Regions from separate parts of the Mus musculus genome. Here region 2 is linked to region 1. The links are chromatin loops, found by intact Hi-C in ENCODE. Cell type or tissue: left cerebral cortex. All regions are shown on one strand. Links, peaks and the distances in the headings refer to the core of each region. The heading gives the core; the rest is flanking DNA.

Region 1 (10,549 bases), core at 1,413-9,412:
CTCTTAGCCACTCAACAACCATCCATCTCTCCAGCTTCATAGTCACAGTTTTAAAGGAGTCTCCTCAAGAAGAGCGGAGGATCTAGCACAGTGAGAGTGTTGTGCTCTGCAAGGCCAAGTACCCGGGTTCAAACTTCCCCCCAAAAGAAGTACTGTGAGGTACTTGTTTGTTTTGTTTTTACTGAATTAATCTAGATGTTCTGAGCTTTCTTTTTTTCTTAGCTCAGCCTGATAGGGAGAAGAGTATACCTTTGGAGTGTGAAAGGGTATGGTAGGCGGCTTGCAGCAGAGCCTAATGTCCTCATCACCTGGCCTTTGTGCACTTGTACAGTCTCTTCCAGTTACAGCTGGTGGGCAGACCCAAAGAAATGGCAGAGGGACATAGTGTGACTTCTGAGTGCAGATTAGAATAGGTATTGCTGCTTCTGTCTTGGTCTTTTGGATTGCTCTCTCTGCCAGAATCTGGCCACTACAGCCAGAGAAAACTCAAGCATACCTGTGGAGACTTTCACAGGTAGAGGAGGCTACCCCACTGTCTACTACAATCACCATACACTAATTTTCGACCTTCGTGAACCACCGTGGAAGCCATCTTCCACCCACGGCCACTGTGTTAGGTAGATAAGAGTCTCATAGAAGACCTGGAAGGGAAGGGCCGTGCTAGAGACCAAATGTTTACTGTTTATTTCACTAAGGGCAAGGATTAGTTTGTTATGAAACACTAAGTCACAGAGTGCTGGGTGCCAACCCCATTTTGGCAGAAGGCTGGGGTGTGACACTTAGCATTCTGTTGAGGGGATTTTTAAGAAGTTAACTCAGAGTTTGGAGGTATGCTGTCTGTGGGTGAGAGAGACTCAGGACCATGTTTATGGCAGCCCAAGGAACAAAAATGGAACAGGGCAAGAGGCTAGGTACCTTGGAAATTTGGAAGCACTTTAAAAATGCATATATATTTTAAAAATTTTAAGTACATGTATGTCTGTACACCACATGTATGCCTGGTACCTGTGGAGGCCATAAAGGCCATAAAGATTCTCTGAAATTGGAGTTACACACGGTTGTGAGCTGCCACGTGGGTGCTGGGAATCAAACCCTGGGTCCTGCAAGAGCAACTGCAAGAGCAACTGCAAGAGCAACAAGTGCCCTTAGCCACTGACTTGTCTCTCTGGCCTCGAGTCTAACCACTTTGAGGGCAAAGCAGTGCCTGAGTGTCTTGCTGGGGTGTCATAATTGACACTGGCCAACAGGCTTTCTGCAGGGCAAGGAAGCCTCATCAGAGAGAGTCTGGACATGTGCCGCCGGGTGCCCAGGGACGTCTGCCCTGCTCTGTGCTCTCCAACCTCGTGCACACGTGTGTGCAAGCATGTGCCATTTGACCAGTGCTTACTTCTAGAACAGCCGTTCTCAATCTGTGGCTCATGACCTCCTTGAAGGTCAAATGACCTGTGAAAATGGGCGTCTTATATCAGATATTTACATTATGACTCATAACAAAATTATATTTATGCAGTAGGAACAAAATAATTTTGTAGGAGGGGGTAGGCACAGCATGAGGAACTGTATTAAAGGATTGCAGTATTAGGAAAGTTGAGAAAGTTCTAGAAGATAGGACAACCATTCTCGGAGAGGGTCTTTGACACTTGTGATGTTGGGGCCCAGGAAACAATACCCAATATGTGTTTTGACTGAGTACTGTAAACTAGGGAAACCAAGGTCAGACATGAATATACCCAGTGCTCAGGGCTGGAGAGATGGCTCAGTGGTTATGAGCACTGACTGCTCTTCTGAAGGTCCTGAGTTCAAATCCCAGCAACCACATGGTGGCTCACAACCATCCGTAATGAGATCTGACGCCCTCTTCTGGTGCATCTGAAGACAGCTACAGTGTACTTAGATATAACAATAAATATCTTTAAAAAAAAAAAGAAGAAGCTGGAGAGCCAGTCAGTGGTGGCGCACGCCTTTAATCTCAGCACTTGGGAGGCAGAGTCAAGCAGATTTCTGAGTTTGAGGCCAGCCTGTTCTACAGAGTGAGTTCCAGGACAGCCAGGGCTATACAGAGAAACCCTGTCTTGAAAAAAAAACAAAAACAACTAAAAAAAAAAAAAAAAACATTAAACCCAGTGCTCTGGAGACTAAGGCAGGGGAACTACCTTGAGTTCAAGACCAACCTGGGCTAAGAAGTTCTTAGCCCCAAAAGTAATTAAGACAACGACTTAAAGCAAAGTTTCTTTGCCCTCCAGTATCCTGTGCCTCTGTCCCTCTCTCCCCTGAAGTCACAGAATCCAGAATTTTCCAGGGCAGGGCCTGGAATAGCCCCTCTTTCTGCTTAGGAGCTGACCATAAAGAAACTCTGCTCAATCCTCGCTTCAGAGGGTCCTATCCAATTCCCTGAAAGGAAGACCACCGCAGAGAATCCAAGAAGTCTGGACAGACAGACTTATTGGCCCTGCTATTTCTCTGCACTAGCTTCACCTCATACTCTCCCATGCATCTCAAATTTCTTTGGACCAGAATGAGATAAACATTTTAGGGCTGGGCGTGGTGGCGCATGCCTTTAATCCCAGCACTCGGGAGGCAGAGGCAGGAGGATTTCTGAGTTCGAGGCCAGCCTGGTCTACAGAGTGAGTCCCAGGACAGCCAGGGCTACACAGAGAAACCCTGTCTCAAAAAACCAAAAAAGAAAAAAGAAAAAAAAAAAAAAAGAAACATTTTAGGGCAGCTGAGGGTCTAGGTCTGTGGTAGAGCACTTGTCTCCTAACCACCACAGGGCTTGGGTTCAGTCCCCGCGCTGTGGGAAAAGTGCCAGTGGTAGAGGTACTTGAAAAACTGACCCAGGAGAATTCAGACCAAAAAGCAAACTGGGAAGGAGAGAGTTTGGCTGGCTCAGGCTTCCACATCACCGTTCATCATCAAAGAAGTCAGGGCAGGAACCTGGAGTGCCTGGTGCAGAGGCTGTGGAGGGGGAGGGCTGCTTACTGGCTTGCTCAACCTGCTTTTTTATAGAACCCAGGACTACCAACCCAAGGTTCATAGCACCTAAAATGGGAGGCCCTCCCTCATCAACCAAGAAAGTGCCCTGCAGGCCAGGGCACAGCCTGATCTGATGGAGGCATTTTCTTGTGGTTCTTGTGGTTCCCTACTTTCAATTTGACTCTTTAGCTAGTGTCAAATTGACATGAAATTATCCATTACAAACCCCATTCCAACAAATGAGAGAGAGAGAGATGAGAAGACTTTTCAAACTTTTAAGTAAGAGCAACCAGGACATCAGGTAAACAGAGGGTGCTGGAGTCCCAGTAACGTTTATGGATTGAGGCTGGAGATGTGGCTCCATTGGCAGATGCTTGCCTGGTACACACGAAGCCCTGGGTTCTGTCCCCAGCACTGCACACACAACCTACAGGTTGGCCTCAAACTCGGGGGATTCCTTCTACCTCAGCCTCCTGAATACTTACAAGTATGAGCCTCCACTTGATACTTCAGCACTGTTATTAACTCGAAGCTATTAACTTGGAGTCACAGGAGTGGTGGGGCCCACCTGTAATCCTGGCATTCCGGAAATAGAAGGAGGGGAATCAGAAGCTAGAAGTCAGTTTAAGTTACGTAGTAAGTTTGAGATCTTGTTTCAAAAAACAGACAAGAGTATTCGTGAACATAATCGAACTCTATTATTATTACAATTATTATTTTAGCAAGGGCCACATTATGTAGCCTTGGCTGGACTTGAACTTAGAGCAACTTGCTGGTCTTTGACTTCTAAATGCAGAGATTACAGGCACATGCCATCTCACTTGGTGTAAAATTTAATTTCATGTGATTTTCATGAGTCCTGAACACTCCCTTCCACTAGTTTCAATCATTTAAAAACAATGAATCCCTTCTTACCTTGAAGATTTTATAAAAGCAAGAACTGAACTGTATTTGACCCCTTTGGAAGGTCTCAAACCAATCTGAGAATCAGTCAAAATGTAGACCTTCCCCCTATGGAAAAAAAAGGGGGGGATTTACAGACATGACCCCGACTCCAGGACACCTGAAGCCAGTGGACCCCAAGTCAAGAGCTTTGGGCTATAAATAGCAGTGCTGAAGCTGGAAGTGGCGGCTCATACCTGTAAACACTCAAGAGGCCGAGGCAGGAGGAATCCCCGGAGTTTGAGACCAACCTCGGTTACACTGTAAACTCCAGGCCAGCCTGGACCACAGAGAGAGCCACTGGCTCACAAAGCCAAGACAACAGCAGTGAAACTAAACAAATAATGGAGAGTTTTTGGGCTTGCTGGTCCCCTGATAGCTCTCCAGATGTTAGAAGCCTTCTCAACATACGTGAAGCAAGTATTGTTACCCAGAAGTGGATATTTCCAGCAGGAGACAGTGTGCATGTCAGTGGGAGAGGGCTGCAGGTTAGGAGGCAGAAGGATTGCTACAAAAGTCACAGGGCTTCAACAGTCCAGCAGATTCCCCTCCTGTGTTAACAAGGTGGCAGAAAACAAGCCAAAAAACAAGCCAGGGTGCTGTAGGGCTTCAGTTCCATCCCTGGTGTTTCCAGGCTGGCCCCCTGTGATCTTCCTTAGGACAGTCGTGCTGAGACTAGGGACATTGCTGTGTGAGGCTCTCTCCAAGTGCTGTCGGTGCCACATAGACCCTTGACCCTCACGGAGCAGGTGACCAGGATCACAGACCTAGGTTTAACTGCACCTGGGCTCTGAGCTCGTTGTATGACCATGAGTAAGTTACCTGACCTCTGTGTAGTTTTTCATCCCCTTTTCTACACATGTCGATAATATTACCTATGTTATAAGGATGGTGTGAGGATTAAAAGAAAGAAAGCGGGGCACTATGCTGGGAACCTAGTGTTCGCCTTGTGACACCGACTTTAATCCTGGCACTTGGGAGACAGTGGCTGGTGAATCTCTGAGTTCGAGGCCAGCCTGGTCTTGAGAGCAAGTTCCAGGACAGCCAGGGCTACACATAGAAACCCTGTCTCGAAAAGCCAAACCAAACCAAACCAAACCAAACTAAACCAAACCAAACCAAAAATTAAGAGAGGCTTGGCGCTAAGGCACAAGGAAGCAATTGAGTTCTCTTGGCTAGGCGCTCGTACTACATGTGAACACTAGATGGCAGCAAAGCATGATTCTTGGGGGCGAGGTCTCAAAGATCTCTACACAAGTCTACATCAGATTAGATCAGAAAGTCCAAGCTATGGGCTCTGCATTTTGCTCTTTTGCTTGGATTTGGATAATTGTAACTTGAGACTTTCTTAGGCTTAGATTTTTTTGTCAAAGGTTATGATTCTTTTAAGTTTTTTATTTTATGCATATGGGTGTTTTGCCTTTGTCTGTACACTGCATGCATTCACTCTATGGGTGCTGGGAGGACCCAAGTCCTTCAGAGGAGCAGCCATTGCTCTTAACTGTTGGGCCATCTCTCCAGCGAGATTTCCTGAGGCACTGATTCATGTTCTATCACTCTGAAGAAGCTGTACACCTAAGGTACCAAGAATGTGGCCTGTGTGTCCCTGCCATGCACTAACATTGGAGTTATTACTTTAAAAAAAATTCCCAAGGGGAATGTCATGGTTTGAATATGCCTGGCCCAGGGAGTGGTGCTAATTGGAGGTGTGACTTTGTTGGAATAGGTGTGTCACTGTGGGTGTGGGCTTTAAGTCCCTCATCCTAGCTGCCTGGAAGTTAGTCTTCTACTAGCAGCTTTCAGATGAAGATTAGAACTCTCAGCTCCTCCTGCACCATGCCTGCCTAGATGCTGCCATGCTCCCACCTTGATGACAATGGACTGAACCTCGAGCCTGTAAGCCAGCCCAATTAAATGTGCATTATAAGACTTGCCTTGGTCATGGTGTCTGTTCACAGCAGTAAAACCCTAAGACAGTGAAGGACAAAAAATATCTTTTTCTATTTAAATTTGTTTACTAAAATTAAATATTTATTTAAAAATCACACTGGGGGAATATATATATTTCAAAGGATATATGATATTATTTGTCTACTTTTCTATTGATATTTTCAGTCTTTAAGCCTAACGATAGGGACTGGAGAGATGACTCAGTGGATAAAATGTTGTCTACGCCAGCAGAAGGACTTTAGTTCAGGTCCCAGCACCTCCGTAAAAGCTGACTTGGTGACCAGCACCCATAATCTCAGTTCTGGGTGGCAGAGGCAGGAGGATCCCTTGGCTTACTGGCCAGCCAGCTCAGCCAGGATGGTGCACCTAAGGTCCCCTGTAGAAGAGGGAACAGAAAGATGTAAGAGCCAGAAGAACAGAAAATTTGCTGTGAGATTGTGTGTCCTAGAAATGTCAGAGTGGCTCATCAATGTGGATGCCTCAGCAAGTCCTGAATAAGGTCGACACCCATGGGAGGGGGAAAGGTCTTGCAGCTTCAACCCTAGACAAAGAATGAAGGGCAAGTGGGGTGTGCTGAGATGGGAGAAATGGTGTCCCCAGGGAGGAGCCACACACACCCTAGTTGGAGTAGTTAGCCTTGAGATCAACACACAGGTAACATTCTAGGACCGAGCAGGTTACACTTGTGTGTGTGTGTGTGTGTGTGTGTGTGTGTGTGTGTGTGTGTGTGTGGGCGCACGCGCACGTATAAGAGACAGAGACAGAGAACAGTTAAGAAGGAGTCTGAATTTGAGAGACCAAGGGGAAGGCATTGGGGGTTGGAGGAAAGGGGGACATTTATATAATTACCACTTTAAAAATAAAAACATAAAAAATTAAAAAATGGTCAAAAGCAATAGAGGAAAATGCCTGATATCAGTCTATGGCCTTTATGGCAAGCACACACATGTGTACATCCTTCTACCCTAATACACAGGCACACACACACACACCACCTAACTGTAAAGCCAAGTGTATGCTTGTTTGTAACCCTGGCACTTGTCATGAGGGTTGTATGAGTTAAAGGCCACTGGACTACATAGAAACACTAGTCTCAGAAAAAAAAAAAAGGCTAAAATATCAGAACCTGGGGAGAAATGGGTCACAGGGCAAAGTACTTGCTCTGTAAACATGAAGACCAGAGTTCAGATCCCCAGAAGCAATGTAGATAGGAGCAGAAGCAGGCTACATGTGGCAGCAGCCTGCCTGTAATCCCAGCATTTGGAAGACAGGGGAGAACCAAAACAAGCTGGCTGGCTGCCTTGAGAGAAGATGTAAACCTGCTTTCCACCCAGAAGGCTGAGAATGGATAACAGCCTGGTCACCTGTGCTCCCTGTGGGGCCAGGCCGCACCTGAATCCCACAGACTAGTATGTTTGTTTATCCCAGACTTTCTCATTAGACCTTTATCTTGAGTATCCTTATGGAAGAGCTCACTTGTACTTTGCAATAGCCTAGGTAACGGCTGTGCTCTCTGTGGGGCCAGGCCACTCTGAACTCCAGAGACTTCCATGTTTATCTCAGTCATTCTCCCTAGACCCTTGCTTCTGGGTCAACCGAACCCATCTTTATGGAAGAGGCCATATGTACTTTGTAAAGAGCTTCAATGTCAATGTGTCTTAGTCTTTGCCCGCTCACTCTAGAGAGGTTTTTTTTTTTTTTTTTTAAACTTCCTTAACTGTCACAGTATGCATGGCCCTTTAGCATAGGTCATGCAGGGCCGCCCTGCTCTGTGCTTTCTTTTATTCTTTTAACAATGTATCTTTTGTATACTACCCCCCCTCAGTTTACAAAGAGCTTGCTCATTTTATAGCCCCATAGTGTTTCATTGTATGTATCACACTGATGGATATTTAGGTTATTTCCAGTATGTGACTGCTATAAACTATACCACAAGAGGCAACGCTAGACACACCTCATATTTGTCACCTACAAATGATCTCTAAGGTAAATTCCTGGAAATGGGATTGTTGAGTAAAGAGTATTCGGTTATTACTTAGGTAGAAAATGGCAGATTGTCCTACACACACACACACACACACACACACACACTCACAAACTGTACAAAAACTGTACCAATTCATGCTGTTGCCATCAATTTCTGAATGTGCTCACATAGATGTCACTATAAGGCTTCGATTTTGTCCAAGTGATAGGTGAAGAGCCCTACATTGGTAAAGCTCTGGCATTCCTTCTTATGGATGAAGTTGAACATCTTTTGCATAGGATTGGAGGCATTTGTGTTTCCTTCCCTGTGAAGTATCTGTCTTGTGGGGGTTGTTGTTATTGTATTTTTAAAAGTTTTCACATTAATTAATTTTTGTGTATGCCTGTGGAAGTCAGGACAACTTGCAGCTGTCGGTCCTCTCCTTCCCACTGTGGGTCTCAGGGATAAACCCAGGGCTTCAGGCTCTGTGGCAAGTGTCCCTCCTGCAGCTTGCCAGCCCTCGACTTAATTTTTGAAGATTGTGTTGTTTGTTAGGGGTTGTTGGTGCTGCTGTGTCCTGATTGGGCTTGGTAAGCTGATGCGGGTCACGGCAGTGGAGTGTCCTCACTAATGGAGCCCGAGCTTTCACATCGCCGTTCTCTGGCGATGCGAGGTGAGGTTTCTCGGGTGAGTCAGTACGCCTGTGTGCAGGGATCCAGGCTGCCTTGCTGGGAGACCTTACAAGATTGCAATTTTCTAAGAGCTCCGTTTCCCCAGGAGGAACTCTGGGGACTGACTCCACACAATCTAACTCTACCACCCAGTTTTTAAAAGTTTATTTATTTTTATTCTCTGTGTGTGAATGTTTGTCGCCATGTACATATGTGCACCATGTGTGTGTCTGGTACCTGAGAAATCCGGAAGAGGATTTGATCTCCTGGAACTCGAGTTGCCAACAGTTGCCATGTGGATATTGGAACTGAACCCAGGGTCCCAGGCTGCAAGAGCAAGTGATTTTAATCACTGGGCCAGCTCTCCCGTTCCATACTACCCATTTTATAGGTAAATAAACTAAGACAAGAGACGGTGGATAGGCTGTCTCAGACTGGTGTTAAGATACATGGAAAGAAGGTTTTCAGTTGCATATTTGAGAATCGGTGGCATGAGTTAGTTAGGTAGGCAAGACATATCTCTCTATTTATATATTGAAATCAAAGGTAGACTAGGGGCAGGGAGATTGCTCAGTAAAGTGGGTAAATGTGAGTACCTGAGTTTGAATCCCCCAAATCTGCATAAAAGTTAAGTGTTGTAGTGTACACATAATTCCAACGTTCTATAGGGACACTGGGAAACATAGACAGGAGAATCTCGTGGAAGTTCACTGGTCAGCTAGCCTGGCCAATGCATCAAGGAAAATTCAACAACAAAAGAGACCCTGCCCCATGGAAAGCAGGCACTGATACCCAAGACTGTCCTGTAACCTTCACACACACACACACAGACACACACACACACACACACAGATACACACATGTGTGTGCGCACACACACACACATTCACGCGTACACACCAGACATGATCTCTCGTGGGCACTAAGCACATGATTTCTTTGTTCTTTCTGGAATGAAGAGGTCTCCATGAGTATAAGCTTAGTCTTTTTAGCGCAGTCTCTATGAATGTTGGTTTGATTGGTTAACCTTGTTTTCTTTAGTTTTAGAAGTATTGTGGAAACATGGGGAAAAAAAGGAAATCTTCCACAGTGGGAAATGAAGCTTTGGATCCATGCCTGTATTATTCGCTGTTGTGGTTAGAATGTTTGTATCCTTTCCCAAGCTGAAACCCTAACCTCAAGGTGACTCTGAGCAGGGGGTTGTAGGAGATGATTAGCCATGAGGGCAGAGTATAAAAGATGGCTACTCTTGTTAAAAAGGCCAGGAAGAGAGGGGTTCACAAGGCACCACCCCTAGTTGAGGGCCTTTGGCAGTGGATAGCTGCTGGGGAAGGGAGAGGCCACTGGTAGGCTCCAATGATCCAGTGGATAGCCCACACTCATGTACGTGCAAGCAGCACTAAGTAGACTCAGTTATAACCAAAGAGGAGGAGGAGGAGGAGGAAAGGGAATTCAGAGAGGGGCATCCAGGGGAAAGGGAGAAGAGAGTAGAGGATGGGTATAATCACCATACATTGTATGCATCTATGAAACTGTAAAAGTTTGCCACAACAGTACAGTAGTGATCACTGACGGTCCTTCTGGACGACCTGGGTTTGATTCCCAGCACCCACATGGTAGCTCACAAATTTCTATAACTCCAGTTCCCGGTGATTTGGCATCCCCTTCTGTCCTCTGGAGGCATTTCCGAAAGCAACCATCTTCAACAAATTTTTAATTTTAGTTTTCCTTGTAAGTTTCTAAATTTTATTTCCTTAACTCTTGACTTTGAAAAATTTTAAGCTTACAGGGATGTTCCAAGATTAACCTAGATTTTGTTTGTTCTTCTTTTCTTTTTCATACAGTGTTTCACGCAGACCAGGATGGCCTCAAACTTGATATCCCTAGGATCAGCTTGAACTTCTGATCATCCTGCCTGCACCTCTGGAGCAGTGGGATTAGAGGTGTGCCATCATGTCTGGTTTATGGGTAGAGGACTGAACCTAGGGTTTCATGCATGTTCTTGTTTCTTCTTCTTCTTCTTCTTCTTCTTCTTCTTCTTCTTCTT
Region 2 (10,549 bases), core at 1,106-9,105, 310 kb after region 1:
GTGTCACTTGATATAATATAGTAGTACTAGTTCAGCGTGGTTCCATTTGCTAGAACATATATTGACAAATTGTTAAGGAGGCCTTCTAATATCACACATATTCCCACCTTCTTTTCTTTTATATAGGTGAAAATTTGTGATATGCAGATGCGTGGCACGCCACGGGATTTACTTCCAGGAGACCCTATTTGTAGTCCAGTAGCAGCAGTGCTAGCTGAAGCCACTATTCAGCTTATCCGTATCCTTCACCGGACAGACCGTTGGACTTACTGTATTAATAAAAAGATGATGGAAAGACTCCATAAAATTAAGATATGTATTAAAGAGTCAGGTCAGAAGCTAAAGAAAAGCCGCTCGGTTCAAAGCCGAGAGGAAAATGAAATGAGAGAGGAGAAAGAGAACAAAGAAGAAGAGAAAGGTAAACATAACAGGCATGGTCTTGCTGACCTCTCAGAACCGCAGCTGAGGACTCTTTGCATAGAGGTGTGGCCCGTGCTAGCAGTAATAGGAGGAGTTGATGCTGGTCTTAGAGTTGGAGGTCGGTGTGTTCACAAGCAAACTGGGCGCCATGCCACGCTGCTGGGAGTGGTCAAAGAAGGCAGCACATCTGCCAAGGTCCAGTGGGATGAAGCAGAGATTACCATCAGGTATGATGTATTGTGTTATGCTTTTAACAGAGAAGTATTTGATGGTGAAATGGGCAATTGCCCATGGACAGTGAGTAATAATGTACTGTAGGTTAACTTTTTAAGATGATTTTTATGTGGCTAGATATTACTATTTTGGTTTACTAAAATTCGAGTGATTTGTAAACTTAAGTTTTTAATTTGTTTGGTAATGAACTGATAAGTTCACTAGGCTTAATTGTTATTTTTTTATTTGAGTTCCTGCTTCTTGGTGCAGGGCAGTATGTGTGCCAGAGATCACCCTTGGACTTCTGCATGCTCGATAAAAGATCTATCACTAAACTATGCCCCACCTGTTTCTTGCCTTTTAATCATATCCTATCCATTTTACAGTTAAACATTTAAAAGCCAGCTGGCTAATCTATTGATGAGATTTAAAGTTCAGAAAGCCCTGTGGTAGGCACATCTAAGTGACTAATGAATATTCAAGATCTGCCCTTTTTTTTAATTACAATTTTATTTTTTATGTGTACGGATGTTTTGTCTGCATCTATATCTGTGCACCCACTGTGTGCCTTATGCCTGCAGAGGCCAGAAGAGGACATTCCATACCCTGGAACTGGAGCTATAGACTGTTGGGAGCCAACACATGTGACAGGGCTGAGAACTGAGCCTTGGTCCTCTGAAAGAACAGCTAGTGCTCTTAACCACTGAGTCACACTTTAGTCCCATGAGGGGCTCCCTACACCCTTTTTGAGACCAAATGTTGTAGCTTAAACTGGAACCTGGAACACACTATGCAGCCCAAGTAGACCTCAAATTCATGCTCACCTTGTATTAGCCTTCCAAGTGCTGGGAGTACAGTTGTATGCCATCACCCCTAGCCTTACCTTTTAAAACACAGATATTCTAGTCTATCAATGCACATCATTTTGAATAGTTATGAGAATTACATTTGTTTAACATAAGCAAGATGCTTGAAAGCATTTAAATGTGTGTGTGTGTATATATATATATATTTTTAAATATAAACTTCATAAATTTCATGTATTTAAAATAATGTTAAATATTTCCATTCATAAAGGATCTCACCTATCTGGGTACATAATTTTATCATTTGGAAATAGGGGTTTATTGATAATAATTATTATGTAACTATTGATTACCCAATATAATTCTTATATATTAATATGATATTATCTAAAAAAGAGTGATCTGTAGTAGTTAGTGAAAGTTGTACTAATTTAGAACTAAATAATTATGATGACTTTATTAGTTGGAACAATGCATGTAAAGTTTATAATTTTAGGTGTCAGTGGGCTTCACTTCTCTTCATAATAAGCTCAGAAACCCAGTTTACAAAATCACATAAAAGTATCCACGTTTACTTTTATTCTTTCTTTGTTTCAGAGAATAGTCAGTATCTGCTAATATGTATGCAGTATAGTAAAGTATGTAAATTAGTACATGAAAAAGAAAGATGTGGCAAAGGGAAAATAAGACTAGAGCCAAGAAGTGGGTGATAACAAAACTTCAGATACTTGTGGGGCTTTTTATTATATTTTTGTAATTAATGTGACTCTTATACTTCAGGAATTTTATACATATATCAGGGATATGTAATATTGTTGCTTATAAAGTTATGAGTATCAGTTGAAGACTGCAAAGTAAAATTTCTAATGAGACAGTTTCCTATGAAGGAGGTTATAAAGATCTACTACATATTCAACAAACTAGATTATTACCTAAATTTCCCAAGTAGCTTACATGAAACAACATCTGCCTTACCTCCTATTTTGTAAGTAAAGTACATATTCTCTTGCTTAGTGTATCTGTGGTTGCTTTGGTACTATCCTGGCAGGGTTGAGTGATAGCAACAGAACCCACATGCCTCCAAAGCTCTAAGATATTCAGATTTATTATGGGATGTTTGTTCACCCTGCTTTGCAGTGCATAGTAGTAAATATTCTCATTTGAAAGCTCAGGTGCATTTCATTATTGTTGTATTTAGCATCACATGTCTAGTTCCTCATAATACCATTTTTTTCATTCTGTAATGATGTCAGTTTGTATAAATTATTCTCAACATTGTGTTCATGATGTGTTTTGTTTTGTCTACATTATTTTCTGTACCTTCCTCCCGTCTTTCCCTCACTTGCTTTTTCCTGTGTCATTCTGATCTTTATTAAAGCTTCCCAACTTTTTGGTCGCCTAGTGATACTCCATTATATAACCTGGAACCCTGTGAACCACTGCTGTTTGATGTGGCGCGATTCCGAGGCCTGACAGCTTCTGTGCTGCTGGACCTAACATATCTGACAGGCATTCATGAAGATGTGGGGAAACAGAGCATCAAGCGACATGAAAAGAAACACCGTCATGAGTCTGAGGAAAAGGGGGACATTGAGCAGAAACCTGAGAGTGAATCCATTTTAGATGTGCGAACAGGGTTAATGTCTGATGATGTCAAAAGTCAGGGTACCACAAGCTCCAAATCAGAAAATGAAATAGCTTCATTTTCTTTAGAACCAACACTGCCAGGTGTGGAATCCCAACATCAAATAACAGAAGGAAAGAGAAAAAATCATGAACACATATCCAAAACCCATGACATAGCTCAGTCAGAAATCAGAGCAGTCCAGCTTTCCTATCTCTACCTCGGTGCTATGAAGTCACTTAGTGCTCTTCTTGGCTGTAGTAAATATGCTGAGCTCTTGCTGATCCCAAAAGTTCTCGCTGAAAATGGCCACAACTCAGACTGTGCAAGTTCTCCAGTTGTTCACGAGGATGTGGAGATGCGTGCTGCTCTACAGTTCCTGATGCGGCACATGGTGAAGCGAGCAGTCATGCGGTCACCCATAAAGCGAGCATTGGGGTTAGCTGATCTGGAACGGGCTCAAGCTATGATTTACAAACTGGTGGTCCATGGGCTTTTGGAAGACCAGTTTGGGGGCAAAATTAAGCAAGGTATGTTATCTGATGAAATTATACTCATAACTGTCAAAAGTAATATAATTCTATAGTGATTTGTTAAAAATATGGTTCTTTTTGGTCAAAGAAATTTGCACATTGTTTTTCCTTTGTAAGAGGAATGGTTATTTTTTGTTACTTGTACCTGGGTAATCATTGTCTGTAATTTTCTATTTAAATCTACATAAACATTAGAATTTGTTAACTTTTGGAAACTGAAATTAAAATAGGTCTGGTAGTGCACACTTTTAATTCCAGCACTAAAGAGGCAGAGGCAGGGAGATCTCTGTGGGCTTAAGGTCAGCTTGATCTACATAGTGAGTTCCGGGACTGCTAAAGTTAAATAGTGAGAACTTAGAAAAAAGAAAAGAAATAAACAAAAACAGTTGACATTTAATTCATTCTTCAAAAGGTATCCAACTGTTTATAGATTGATTCAAAATATATTTTTAAAACTTCTGAGATGTTTGTAGTATTTCATAGACAATGTGTGCTATTTCATAGACAGTGTATATATAAAAAGACCCTGGCTTTGCTCAGCTTTATCCTCACTTTGAGTAATGGCACAAGTGTTTGAATAAAAGTGAGGTTCTATTTGTTAAATGTCTAATGCTACCCCTCTAGAACCTAGAAATGTGTCCCTTTCCTTCAAGAAGCTTATCCTATACTGGGGAAGATGGCATAGGCCTGGAACCCCAGCATTTGGAAAGGAGAGACAAGAGAATCAGAAGTTCCAGGATATTCTTGGCTATAAATCAAATCATTTTTGAGACCTGGCTTAGGTACATGAGCCCTTACCTAAAGGGACACATAGAACGAGAAAGGGGAAAAAAATGAAGGGAAAGAGAAAAGGAAAAGAAGGCTAGATCTTCTGTTTCTCCTTAGCCTTCATTCTTGTTCTATCTTAGTTTAGATAGTATATAGGAGAGAGGGTACAATGGTACATGTGAGTAGGCATGTTATAAGTTGGTTATTATGGTATGTGGCCAGTTAGTAAACCTATAATAGAATTATCTATGTTTTTATAAATATGTTTATTTTATGTGTATGGATGTTTTTGCCTTGCATATGTGTCTGCGTATCACTTATGTGCTTGGTCCCTGCAGAGGCCAGAAGGCAACATTAGATCCCCTGGAACTAGAGTTACAGGTGCTTGTGAGCTGCCATGTGAGTGCTGAGAATTTAAGTGTCTGGAAGACAGCTCTCTTAACTACTGAGCCGTCTTCTTAGCTCTAGAGTTAGGTTTTTTTGTAGTACCTGCTATTTGTTGTTCCCTGAAGAAGGAAAATTATAAATGTCCTCTACACTTTTGGCAGACACACCATTAAGTCATAGTCAGCAAGAAATTTCTGTCAAGGTTTTTATTGTTCTTGTATTTGTATGCTTTTACCAACACTGGAGGTAAGCCTCAAAATCAAAATGCTCAGCAAATAGTTTTAATGTTTGGATTAGAGGAAGATGTCACCACATCGCACTTTTAATGTTTTTGTAAGAGAATTCTCTAAAATCAGAACCTATAGAATCTAGAATAAGTACAATAATGAAAGGAGAGAGAGCGAGAAGGAGAAGGTTTTTTAATTCCTTCAGAAAATGTGTTTAGAACCTTTTTGTTTGTTTGTTTGTTCGTTTGTTTGTTTGTTTTGAGGAAGGTTTTACTATGCAGTCTTGGCTGGCCTTGCTACATAGCCCAGGGTATCTTTGTGTTTAAGAGAATCTTCTTGCTTCAGCCCGCTGGGACTACAGGTGTACATAACCAAACCTACCTCTAGAAACTTAAAATTAAACTTTTCCATTTTTGACTGTTGCTTTTTTAAAAAGGCCAATCCTTACTATTTTCTTAACCTTTGTTATACAGAGATTGATCAACAAGCTGAAGAAAGTGACCAAGCACAGCAGGCACAGACACCAGTGACCACCAGCCCGTCAGCATCCAGCACAACTTCCTTTATGAGCAGCTCCCTCGAGGACACCACAACTGCCACCACTCCTGTCACGGACACAGAAACGGTGCCTGCATCTGAGTCCCCTGGAGTGATGCCACTTAGTCTTCTCAGGTAGACCAGTTAGCCTTTGATGTCTATCACACTGATGCCTGTGTTTCTCACAGCACATTGTTTCTCTTACACACAGGGTGCCAAGTTAAATCCAGGTACTCTAGAGCTAGAAAGAACCTGGGATCATACAGTAAAAACCTGTCTTAGTGAGAGTATAAGTATGCACCAGCATACTTGGCTTCTAAGCATTGGTGATGGGGCAGGTGTATGTGTGCACCACCACCAGACTTGGCTTCTGAGTAGGAGGGAGTGTGAGTGTGCACTATCATATGTGGCTTGGCTTAGATTTTCAAGACTTGTTCTTTTCAGAAAGCAAATTCAAAATTGAGTTTTAAGTACTGAAGTCTAAAGAAAAAAATCATCTGCCTGAAATAATTTTTATTGAGGTTCTTTCCTTTTGAACGTAATTTTTTTTAAGACTTATGAACCATGAGAACACACATGTTGCAGTATACTTGTGGCGGTCAGAGGACAGCTTGGGGAGTTGGTTCTCTCTACCTTGCATAGGTTATAGGGATTGAACTCAGCTCATCATGCCTTTGTGGTAAGCTCATTCATGTGTGAGCCATCTCAATTGCTCTATATTTTCATTTTTACTCTATGATCACACAGGTCTACTTTTCAAATGAAAAGAATGTGTTTCAAGGTGCTATTAAGAACATTCTTGTGGTTTTTAATGCTTCCTGCAGTTTCCAAATTTAAAAATGTTCACAGAGAATCAGTGACCTCTTGTCTCCTTGAGTGTCTGACTAGAGTGGGCATAGGATTAATGGATAGAATCATGCCCTTTTGTTGCCATAGGTGCACACTAAATGCTGCTTCTGTTTCTCTCTTTAGTAGTAGAAACTGAACTCAAACTTACACTCCTAGAATCTTTCTTCCTTTCTTCTTAATCTTTGTTTCTCTACTACTGGCTTGTAATTGATTGGTGGTAAGCCTATTGCTCCCTCTACGTGCCATGGCTTATTGGGTAAACAGTGCTCTTCTGAAGCTGGAATCCTCTTTGATTGCTGAGAATAAAGCTTGGTGGGAGTAGAGCACTTTAGCATATGCAAGTGGCTCTATGTTCAATCCCCAGCCTTACAGAAAAGAAAAAGCCCTAGTGTGAGGGGACAGATCTAGACTTGCTTCTTCATCAGTGTCCTCCTCCTTAGTGTGAGAGGGAGTGCTTCTCCTCTCTGTGCCTCTCATTCACGTACTCTTCATACCACATAGCAAGTACATGTTAACTCCCTCTGGTATATCATTCATTCATACATACATACATACATACATACATACATACATACATACATACATACTATTTTTGAATTGTGCTGAGTAACTGTACACTTATTCTTTCTTTAATTCTCCTATAAGTTAATACTTGACATCAATATTAGTTTTATAGCTAGTGAATTTAATATTTAAAGTTTTTTACCTGTTTTTGTTTTTGACACAGGGTCTCATGTATCTTAGGCTACCTTTGAACTCCCTAAAAGGCTAGGCATGACCTTGAACTCCTCTCTCTATCTCTAATTGCTGGGGTTGTAGTCTATGCTACCACACTAAGTTGTCTACAAACTGAAGATTGAACCCAGGGTTTTGTGCATGTTAGGCAAATACTCCTACCATCTGAGGCACATCGCTACTCCAAGTTTCTTGTCCTTAAAATTCTTCTTTAGTTTCTTGACTACTATTTTTATACCAAAATACCCCTGTCACAATATTATAGTAGAAGAAAAACTCCACAAAAGGCAAGGGTTTTTAATTTATGTTTGTTATTTCTGTATTAATCCCCAATATGTTCCTGCTATTTTGTTTGTTTGTTTGTTTGTTTTTGTTTTTGATTTTTCAAGACAGGGTTTCTCTGTATAGCTCTGGCTGTCCTGGAGCTCACTCTGTAGACCAGGCTGTCCTTGAACTCAGAAATCTTCCTGCCTCTGCCTCCCAAGTGCTGGGATTAAAGGTGTGCGCCACCACTGCCCGGTGGAAAATTATACTTTTATAGTTGAGAATAACCTACAAAATAATTACTTTTAATGCTGAGGAATCTCATCACTTTGTATTAAATTATAGCTAACATGTGCTGACTTTCAGGTTGTAATTTGTTGTGTAAGAAGATGTAAAATATAGGCTGGAGAGATGGCTCAGCAGATAAGAGCACTGACTGCTCTTCCAGAACTCCTGAGTTCAATTCCTAGCAACCATATGGTGGCTCACAACCATCTGTAATGGGATCCAATGCCCTCTTCTGTTGTTTCTGAAGAGCGTGACAGTGTACTCTCATGCATTAAATGAATACATGCATGCATGCATGCATACATACATACATACATACATACATACATACATACATATTTTAATGTCTGTTCTTTCCCATTTGGGATTTTTTTCCTAATTATTGTTATTTTCTTAAAGGCAAATGTTTTCTAGTTATCCAACTACCACTGTACTTCCTACACGCCGTGCACAGACTCCTCCAATATCATCATTACCAGCCTCTCCTTCTGATGAAGTAGGAAGAAGGCAGAGTTTAACTTCTCCAGATTCCCAGTCTACAAGGCCAGCTAATCGCACAGGTGAACTTGCTGTCATGAAGTATAGTACCCAAACCTCTTTGTGTTCTAGATATATGGGCTTTGTTATATAATCATTGTGTCTTTTCTTAATTGAAGATTAAAAAGGAACTTAATGAAAGTGAACTATATTTTTAAACTGAGTGCTTTCTATGTTTTGAATTGTAGATTGAATTACAGCCATTTGGAGAGAAGTAACAGCGCGTATCAATCACATATGTCCTCCCATTCTTAATAAGTCAGTGTTCTGTGCTAAAAATGTCTCCTTCTAAGTGTAGCTTTAATCATAACCCATACAATTGTAATGTATCAAGGAAAGAAATATCAGTGGAAGCCCAAATTGAGGGGCTTCATACAAAATAACTGGCTATGATTTGTCATGTATCACAGTGACGAGCAACTCAGAAATGTGAGGCAGAAGGATCACAAGTTCAAGATCATAGTGAACAACTTAATGAGGCTTTGTCTCAAAATAAAAAGTAAAAATAGAGTGAGAGAGTACTTACCTTGTATATTTAAGCCCCTGAGTTCAATCCCCAGTCCTAGCAGAAGCAAACCAAAGGGGCTTAAGGAGACCAAAGAAACTTTATAACCAGGTAAAATGCACAGATGATCCTAGATTTTTTGCTATAAAGAACATTACCAGTATATGTGGTGAAACTAGACTGGGAGCTGTGTTAAATGATCATATTGTTAATCTTCAAATTTTGGCTGTATTTGTACAAATTGCCTATTAACATTCAGAGAAGTTAAAGCACCTGGGTTGCTGTTAATTCTGCAGTAGTTCAGAAGAAAAAGATTTCTTAGCCCGGCGTTGGTGGTGCATGCCTTTAATCCCAGCACTCAGGAGGCAGAGGCAGGCAGATTTCTGAGTTCGAGGCCAGCCTGGTCTACAAAGTGAGTTCCAGGACAGCCAGGGCTACACAGAAGAAGCCCTGTCTCAAAAAAAAAAAAAAAAAAAAAGATTTTTTTTTTATGCTCTTCTTGAAAATTTTTTATATTTAATTTTATTATGAACATATTTACTTATCTGTACAACAGCTCTATATTGCTATGAGAAGTTTGGCTTCATTTATGGTTTTAAACAAACCAACAAGCAGTCAGTTTTATAAAAACCCTCTCTTTTGGCCTTGCCTCAAATTTATCATCCTTCTGCCTCAGCTTCCCTGAGTGCTACGGTTCCTGACAAGCAACTCCATACCCAGTTTTGTTAATCACATTTTAATAGTAAATTTGTATTGAGTTTGAATAATCTAGGAAATTGAAGTGTCACAGTTGCTATGTGTATACTTTGCTTGTGGTGTCCAGTATTTAAGCCCACTTTGTTCTTTCTTCTGCTTCAGCCTTGTCAGACCCAAGCAGCAGACTTTCAACGTCCCCTCCTCCCCCAGCAATTGCAGTCCCTTTACTGGAAATGGGCTTCTCTCTTCGACAGATTGCTAAAGCCATGGAAGCTACAGGTAAGATATTTTTATACTGCAGTATTTATCGATACAAGAAGTCTTAAGTGTTATTGAAGGAAGAACTTTTTAAAGAGGTCATCAATCATGTTAAGATTTTCTAAAAGATATTTTTATTTGAGTGTGTGAGTGTGTCTGTGTGAGAGTGTGTGTGTGTGAGTGTGTATGTGTGTGAGTGTGTATGTGTGTGAGTGTGTGTGAGAGTGTGTATGTGTGTGTGAGTGTGTATGTGTGTGAGTGTGAGTGTGAGAGTGTGTGTATGTGTGTGTGAGTGTGTGTGTGTGTGAGTGTGTGTGTATGTGTGTGTGTGAGTGTGTGTGTATCTGTGTGTGAGTGTGTGTACATGTGAATGCAGATGCCTGTGGAGGCTAGAAGACGGAATTGGGTTCCCTGGACCTGGCGTTAGAGTTGGTTGTGAGGTACTTGACAAGGGTATTAGGAATGGCAGGGTATTCGGAATGGAACTTGTATCGCTGGAATAGCAGCAAGTGCTCTTAACTGCTGAGTCATTTCTGAGCCTCGCTTCTTAAGATTTTAAACAGCAGATCTATTATAAATCATCAGAACAAACTCTCATAAATAAATGACATAAGATATTGATTATCCAAATCAGTGTCAGACAACATTTCTGCTTGTATAGGTGCTCGAGGAGAGGCTGATGCCCAGAGCATCACTGTTCTTGCTATGTGGATGATAGAGCACCCTGGGCATGAGGATGAGGAGGAGCCCCAGCCCAGCAGCACAGCAGACTCCAGACATGGAGCGACAGTTCTGGGAAGTGGTGGGAAGTCAAATGATCCCTGTTATTTACAGTCACCAGGAGACATACCATCAGCTGATGCTGCTGAAATGGAGGAAGGCTTTAGTGAAAGGTAAAATTC

The links. A loop is a pair of places that touch in the nucleus more often than their neighbours do. Peaks named below come from ENCODE experiments on the same cell type or tissue, not always from the same donor. Only the 100,000 strongest peaks of a DNase experiment are listed, where the experiment ranks them.
Region 2: it touches region 1 in a loop (4-fold over the local background); 7 of 42 quality-filtered maps call a loop at or near these places.

Annotation. Positions count from the first base shown.
Region 1 is chr9:66,139,332-66,149,880 of GRCm38, forward strand. No RefSeq gene overlaps it. Among named protein-coding and RNA genes, the nearest start is that of Dapk2, 14 kb to the right of the region's middle. In left cerebral cortex, for the core only: a CTCF peak has its summit at 5,118 (motif pointing right); a DNase peak (open chromatin) is centred at 5,127.
Region 2 is chr9:66,447,886-66,458,434 of GRCm38, forward strand. It overlaps Herc1 (HECT and RLD domain containing E3 ubiquitin protein ligase family member 1), which reads left to right. Exons shown (of 78, transcript NM_145617.3): 37 at 127-647; 38 at 2,818-3,593; 39 at 5,452-5,650; 40 at 8,051-8,211; 41 at 9,552-9,668; 42 at 10,309-10,540. Among named protein-coding and RNA genes, the nearest start is that of Fbxl22, 61 kb to the right of the region's middle. In left cerebral cortex, for the core only: no CTCF peak of the experiment used is centred there; a DNase peak (open chromatin) is centred at 5,839.